Linked DNA regions of Mus musculus: region 2 is linked to region 1. The links are chromatin contacts, found by POLR2A ChIA-PET in ENCODE. All regions are on one chromosome and are shown on one strand. The core of a region is the stretch at or near the end of the contact, and the rest is flanking DNA. Distances in the headings are between cores, read along the strand shown. Region 1 overlaps Tsks (testis-specific serine kinase substrate). Region 2 holds the start of Nup62 (nucleoporin 62).

What was found. ChIA-PET counts read pairs that join two places held with the same protein, here RNA polymerase II (POLR2A).
Region 2: POLR2A ChIA-PET joins it to region 1 with 72 read pairs in embryonic stem cell. The contact joins the promoter of Nup62 here to the enhancer-like site in region 1. POLR2A ChIA-PET finds 5 or more read pairs at or near these places in 4 of 5 experiments (Patski and embryonic stem cell).

The regions. Positions count from the first base shown.
Region 1 is chr7:44,951,086-44,954,756 of GRCm38, forward strand. It overlaps Tsks (testis-specific serine kinase substrate), which reads left to right. Exons shown (of 11, transcript NM_011651.2): 4 at 1-37; 5 at 751-861; 6 at 1,461-1,747; 7 at 2,662-2,856; 8 at 3,229-3,402. Among named protein-coding and RNA genes, the nearest start is that of Tsks, 9.7 kb to the left of the region's middle. Within about 2 kb of position 1,771, at least 1 of the 3 ENCODE cell types and tissues checked has a DNase peak (open chromatin) inside an H3K27ac peak, as active enhancers do.
Region 2 is chr7:44,814,197-44,817,867 of GRCm38, forward strand. It overlaps Nup62 (nucleoporin 62), which reads left to right and starts at 1,892. Exons shown (of 2, transcript NM_053074.2): 1 at 1,892-2,287. Atf5 (activating transcription factor 5) reads right to left here and starts at 1,462. Exons shown (of 3, transcript NM_030693.2): 1 at 1,286-1,462; 2 at 793-1,086. The coding sequence starts at 970. Il4i1b (interleukin 4 induced 1B) reads left to right here and starts at 2,174. Exons shown (of 9, transcript NM_001171024.1): 1 at 2,174-2,287.

The DNA of each region.
Region 1 (3,671 bases), core at 521-3,020:
GGCAGAAGAGTTGGAGGGGTACTGCAGTCAGTTGAAGGTGAGCCGCTGTGGAAGGAATGGCTTGGGGAGAAAGTGATGAGAAAAGCGGGGACCGTGGAGGGCTTGGGATGTGGCTCAGTGGGCAGAGGGCTTTGCCTAGCATTCAGGAAACCCCGGGTTCAGGCTTGAGTGTGGTAGCACACCTTTGATCTCAGAACTTGGAAGTACAAGATTCTTTTCAGCTATATAACGACTTGGAAACCGGGGTACATGAGACCCTCTCGTGGCTATCAAAAAATGTCACTCTCTTCTGGCCTTCATGGGCACTGCCTGCGCTGTTGCACATATACATATGTATATTCATATACACAGGCAAAATACCCATTCATATAAGATTTTTTTTTTCAAGACAGGGTTTCTCTTTATAACCCTGGCTGTCCTGGAACTAACTCTGGAGACCAGGCTGGTCTCAAATTCATAAATCCGCCTGCGTCTGCCTCCCAAGTGCTGGGATTAAAGGCATGCGCGCCGCGGCCGCCGCCACCATCACCTCCCGGCTCATAAGACGTTTTCAAAAAAAAAAAAAATCTATTGAATTTTTAAATTTAAAACAAAAAGAGCACAGGAGAAGCGGGATGGTCAAAGGGGTACTGCAGTACGGGCTTGGTTAGGAAGGAAGCTTGGTTGGGAAGTGGGTGCGTCCTACATAGGGCAGGTGCGATGCAAAAAAAGAGGCTGAAGGTGGGGGGCAGAACCGGAATGGGAAGGCAGGGCCCCCGCCCTGATGTCCTGACCCAGGAGAACTGCCGCAAGGTGACCCGTTCAGTGGAAGACGCTGAAATCAAAACCAATGTCCTGAAGCAGAACTCTGCCTTGCTGGAGGTACGAGGGTGTGGAGGGTCCCAAACTAGTGAGAAGTTTGGGTGGAGTCTCGGGATGGAGGTTGGAGGAGCTATGGTGGACAAGGACAGGGGTGTAGAGGCTCCAGAGCCTTCAGTGAACTGAGGAGGGTTTGGGACCTGGCTGAAGGAGTTGGCTCTCAGGGGAAGGAGGGGCCCATCCCACGGGAGGAGCCAAAAGGGCTCGCTGGGTGGGACCAGGGTGGAGCCTGAGGAAGCTTAGTTATTCAAGGGTGTAGCCTGAAACGACTGGGTAGGCCGGGTCTAGTCTAGAATGAAGACTTGCTGCTAGCTCACTTTCCAACGGAACGCCGAGAAAGCTTGTCGCGGTCCCTAAGAGGCAGGGGCTGATTTTAGGCAGGCAGGGCAGGAGAAGGGAGTGATAGGTTGCCTGCCACTACAGAGTTTAGAGTAAATGTTATCTCCTCTCCTAAAGACAAGCAGGAGTTCAGTTACACTGCACGCGTACTTCCCAACTATCCTCTCTCTACACTACTTTGCAATCTCGGGGATCCATGGGGTGTAGTTAGCTGCAGGTGGTAAGGTGCCGAACACCTTGATTCGTTGCCCTCCCTTGCTCAGGAGAAGCTAAGATACCTCCAGCAGCAACTGCAGGATGAGACGCCCCGGAGACAGGAGGCCGAGTTGCAGGAGTTGGAGCAAAAACTGGAGGCTGGCCTCTCCCGACATGGTCTGAGCCCTGCCACTCCCATTCAGGGCTGCTCGGGTCCTCCTGGCAGCCCCGAGGAACCCCCGCGGCAGCGAGGCCTGTCCTCCAGTGGCTGGGGCATGGCAGTCCGCACAGGGGAGGGACCCTCGCTGAGCGAGCAGGAGTTGCAGAAGGTCTCCACCGGCCTGGAGGAGCTGAGGTGGGCGGGACTGAAGGAAATTGGTGGATCAGGCCGTAGGTGGAACAAAGGGCGGGAGCTAGGAGGAGCTTGGAGCCTGCGTGGGCGGGGTTTGTTTGCGGTTGGGTGGACCGGACAGAGTAAATCCTTGAGGGGTAGTGGTGGATGAGAATTGGAAGAGCTTGATGTGGGCGGGGCTTAGGGGAGCTAAACGTGTGAGCACAGAAGCAGAACCTAGATGAGGATTGGGTGATAGCATAGGTGGTACCGGGCTAACTTCGTACACTCAAAAAAGGAAAAGAGGTGGGGTGGGGGACGCAAAGTGGTGCATTCTTTTAATACCAGCACTGGGAGACAGAGGCTGAAGGATCTTTGTGAGTTCGATGCCAGCCTAGTCTACAAAGAGAATGCCAGCACAACCTGGACTACAATAAACAAGAATGTCTTTTTTGTTTGTTTTCGAGACAGGATTTATCTGTGCAGCCCTGGCTGTCCTGGAACTCACTCTGTAGATCAGGCTGGCCCTCAAACTCACAGAGGTCTGCCTGCCTCTGCCTCCCAAGTGCTAGGATTAAAGGTGTCACTCACCACCAACCGGCAACAGACCCTGTCTTAAAAACCAAAACAAGGCCAGGTGGGTCCCACTTGGGAGGCAGAGGCAGGTGAATTTCTGAGTTCGAGGTCAGCCTGGTCTACAGAGTGAGTTCCAGGACAGCCAAGGCTACACAGAGAAACCCTGTCTCAAAAAAAAAAAAAAAAAAAAAAAAAAAAAAAAAAAAAAGAAAGAAAGAAAGAAAGAAAAGAAAAGAAAAAAAAAAACCCAAAACAAAAAAAGTAAAGAAAAAAATGTTGGTGATCTATTTGGGGCGAGGTCGACGATAGCATGCATAGTCAACTCTTATACCCAACCCTTTCTTCCCTTCTGATCCTCGCAGGAGGGAGGTGTCCTCGCTGGCAGCCCGGTGGCATCAGGAGGAGGGGGCAGTGCAGGAGGCCCTGAGGTTGCTGGGAGGCCTTGGCGGCCGTCTGGATGGCTTCCTGGGCCAGTGGGAGCGGGCGCAGCGGGAACAGGCACAGTCCGCAAGGGGCTTGCAGGAGCTGCGAGGACGAGCAGATGAGTTGTGCACTATGTAAGGGCTCAGCAGGTGCTGAAGGGATGTGGGCTCCATGGGAAAGAAGTAATCGGAGGGTGGATCCTTGAGGGAAAAGGCTTGAGCAGTGGGCTAAGTGACCCAGTGAGAGGCTGGCAGTGTGGCTCAACCCCTGCTATGGGTTAAGGGCTTAGCTTTGAAGCTGAGTCCCTGCTTGAGATCCACCCGTAGGGAATGGGAGCTTGGCTCGGCATTTGCCTAGCAGAAGCTCTGGCTTCTATCCCCAGTGGAGTTAGACAGACCCATCCAAGCCAGGCCGTGCAGGTCTATAGTATTAAGAGGAGGACTTTCCGGTGCTGGGATAATACTGAATATTGCAAGTTATCCACATTGGTTGCTCTCCTGCCTCAGGGTGGAGAGGTCAGCAGTGTCTGTCGCCTCACTGAGGAGTGAACTGGAGGCACTGGGCCCAGTAAAACCCATTCTGGAGGAGCTGGGACGGCAACTTCAGAACTCCCGGAGGGGAGCTGACCATGTCTTGAACTTGGATCGGTCTGCCCAAGGCCCCTGTGCGCGCTGTGCCAGGTATGGGGAGGGGTAATGCCTACATTGCAGATCACATTTAGGACATGTGTGATCACACATTGTCATTGTGAGAGATGGATTCCCGTGGGATGCAGAATGAGAGCCCGGTTGCATTGTGGGAACAACTTTTCCACCCTTCCCACATGGTAAGAATTGGCTTCTTGTGGAGAGCAAAGATTAGATGCACTGGTATTTGAAACTTGGTGCATTTCCAGCACACTGTGGGAAGGCTGGGTTCTCTGCAACATAACACCAGGGGCACAGTTAGG
Region 2 (3,671 bases), core at 642-3,141, 140 kb before region 1:
ACCCAACAAAGGTCTGCTCCCACGTCTGTAATCCTGCTCTGTGGCTGCTTGACTGCACCCCATACCTATGTCTTCTCTCCTTTCCTTGCTTGTTCAGTTATTATTGGTGATAGAGACTTGTGTAGACTAGGCTGGCCTTGGACCTGCTTTGTAGTCCGTGGCTGAGGACAACCTTAAACATCTGACTCTCCCAGAGTGCTAGGACTATTCACCACTCTCTCTCCTCCCTTTCCTGCACGTGTGTGTGTGTGTGTGTGTGTGTGTGTGTGTGTGTATGACTCGCTCCATCTTTATTTGTTCTCCTTTTCCATTTCTGAGATGTTTGAGAATTACGTTCTTGCTATGCTGCCTAGGCTGGCCTGACCTCAAGAGGCTGAGAAGCCCCTTGAACAGGGGGAGCTGAGGGCATGTGCCACCAGGCGCAGTCTGGGACAACCATCTGTTACATAGTCAAAAGAGACTGTGCCCCAGGATCTCTGAGATGGAGCCCCCTTCCACCTTATCATGGCTCCTTCTCCCCATCCCTCAGCCCTCAGTTCAGATGTCATCTACTTAGAGGGGCTGACTTCTCAACTATGTCTTTCATCACTGTCCACTAAGCTTTGGTCTCCCACTTCTGTCTCCTGATGCACCCATGAGCTTAGGGATCCCTTGCTCGGAACCCTGCAGACCTAGAACAGTGTTGGGCACACTGCAGGCCCTCAGTACTGATCTTGTGAAGGAATAAATTCTTCCTTTTCTGTCCACCCCCACCCCCAGCTCAACCCACCTCTCTTCTTAACCTGTTCTTACCTGCCAGGGGCTCTCCCCCCCCTGGAAGCCCGCCCTCCAGGGCACCCCCAAGGACCTCATAGGGGCCCAGGGGGGCAGGGGCCAGGGGGAGTTTCCCATAGTCTACGAGCCAGCCCAGCCCGCTAGCTGGGAGCAGGGCCCTGTCCAGCTCCAGTCCCAGGGTCGCCAGGAGTGACATGGCTGTGACACAGGCACAGGGCAGCGACGGCAATGGAGGCTGCACCAACAATTGGGAGGCAGCGTGGAAGATTGTTCAGCTGGGTGAAGACAGGCACCAAGGCGAAGGTGGAGGACCTGTGAGGACAAGGGGACGTGGGTGGGATTGAGTCAAAGCGGCTTGACCCACAGGCTACACAGTTTCCTTCTTTCCGAAAATTTCAGCGCTCCACACATTCCCAGGGACATTATTGGAAACTCCCCTGCCCCATCTCCTCCCTCAACACAGAAACCTAGTGTTTTCCCAGGGGAATTACCTCTAGTCCCTCCTACCCACCTCATCTTATTCCTCTTCATAAAAATTTCAATCCCAAGGGAATTTCCTTCTAGCCGTGCCCCTTCCGCATCATTAGACTATACCCCCTTTAATCCACAGGGGTTCCCAGAATAATTCTGCATGCCTGGGCCCTTCATCAGTGTCACACACACAGATCCCGCTCTTCCCTTAAAAATTTTGGTGACTTCTAAAGATTCTACGGGAAGCTCCGCCCACCCTTCTGTCTGTCACAGTCAGTTCCCGTCCCCCACTAGCAAGTCCCTAGAGGCCCCGCCCCTGTAGTGCTAGTGCTAACTCTTTCTTAAAGGTGTTCCTAAAGCCTTTCCTGTCAGTTTAAGCCAGTCCCCGCCCCAGCAGGTGTCTGATTGGAGGGAAGTTGGGCCTGAGTCGGAGCCTCAAGCAAAACCCCACCCTTCCTCGCTGCTGGCTCGACTAGCGACGAGGCGCAAGCTCAGTCCCAGGACCCGATCCATTGTTACGCCACTACCCTCCTGGGGGACCAGTGCGCGTGTTTAGCCAATGACCGGCCGCCCGCCGTAGTTCAGGCCGGGGGTGGAGGGGTGGGGGGGTGGGGGAATAAGACAATGCGCATGCGCAACAGGTTGTGGGGTTGTCTCCTTGGAGGAAAAGGGGCAGAGGGTCTGTGAATTAGCGCGCAGGCGCAACGGCGCGCGAGCCGACCTTAAAAGCCCCCAAATTCTCCGGAAGCACGCCCTCCTCCTCCCCGCCCCTCGCAACTCGAGCCTAGTGCGCTTGCTCAGCGGATGCGCCGGCCGCCAGCTTCCCTCTTCTGCGCCTGCGCGACCGTGGTTCCTCACTTCGTCTCCCCCGCCCCCACCACGAGGCTGACCCGTGAAGCCCCGCGAGCTCTGAAAGGGCGGGAAAGGCAGTTGGCGAGGGAGGGGCGAGCGGTTACTCACTCCATGGCGGCGAAAAGGCGAGGAGGCAACGGCGGCGGCGGCCTCGGCTGAAGAGACGGTGTGAGCGGAGAGTGAAGGCGCGGTGAGCGCGGAGACGGGGGCGGGGGACACGACGGGGTCGCGGCTACAGAGCCATTGCGCGGGCGGAGGCGGCGTGGCGGGAGCGTTAAGGGAGACTGTGCTGAGAGGGTTGAAAATGAGGCGGCCCCGGGGCCTGGGGACAAATATACCGGGGGCGGCGCAGCGCGGGCTTGCCTGGATCCCTCCGCGCCCCGCCCTCGCGCGGCCCCGACGGGGCGGTGGCGACCCCGGGCCCGCCATGTCGCCCTGACCCTCCACTCTCTGCTTCAGGCTGGGGGCCCGGGCTCGGTCTCCTGAATCGGTCAGATCCGATGTGTCTTTCACACCCGAAACCAGCTCGTCTCGTTCTCTCTCCCTGCTTCACGAATTTGCCACCCGAGACCTCGTGGGTTAAGCCCATCGCCGAATGGCGCAAGCTAGCTTAGGCTTCATAGAGGAGTTCCAGGCAGCAACCGCGAGATAACGCTTCCCAAGTACTTGTAGAGCGCTGTATACGCGCACAGATATATCAGCTATGGAAAGTAGGCCACGAAGTCCTAACCACGAGACTCTTCAACATATTTTTGTTTGTTTTGTTTTAACATTTATTGTGGTGGTCAGAGGAGAGCTAGCAGGAGTTGGTTCTCTGACCATGTGAGTCCCAGGGACGGAACTCGGGTCAAACTATTTGGCAGCCTTTACCCACTGCTCAGTCATTGTATTTTCTTTTAGAAAAAAACCCTGACTTCACCTCTTTTACTCTCCCTACCCCAGATTCTTAGCCATATGATCGTTCTGTGTGTCCCACCTCCAAGGTTTCTGTTTCCAGCCATCCCTGCCGACCTCTAAGGTTTTGCCCTTGCTCTGACTTTCTTGCAGTCCTTGCTCTCTTGCTGACCCCACTAGATAATTATTTCTTGATCCTGTCCAAAATAGGACATTTATATTCCATTTAGTAAAAGAGTCCCTCTTGTCCTTCACCGGGGATGATGCGTGAACCCTGTTTTCTACCCCATGTTCATGTACATGGCTGGCATTCCATGTGAAAGTCAGTCAGTGTGTCATATTTGTAGCAGCTGAGAGACTGAATGGTTGGAGATAGAGCTCAAGAATGCTCGTCTGTTTTTAACACCAGAACCTTAGTCTCTGTCCAAGCACCACATGGATTGGGCTTGACTTGCCTGTATTCTCAGGATTTGGGAGATGGGAGAAAAGAAATCATGAGTTCAGGGTCATACTGACTGGCCTCAATGTGTTTTAAAAAGAAAAAGTCCAGAGGCCAGGCTTGATATCTCACCTACTTAGGAGGCTAAGACAGGAGTATTGAAAGTCAAGGTCAGGGCTGGAGCTGCTTTGAGATGGCTCTGGTGGTGATCTCTAAACTCAACCCTCCTGAGTTCCATCCT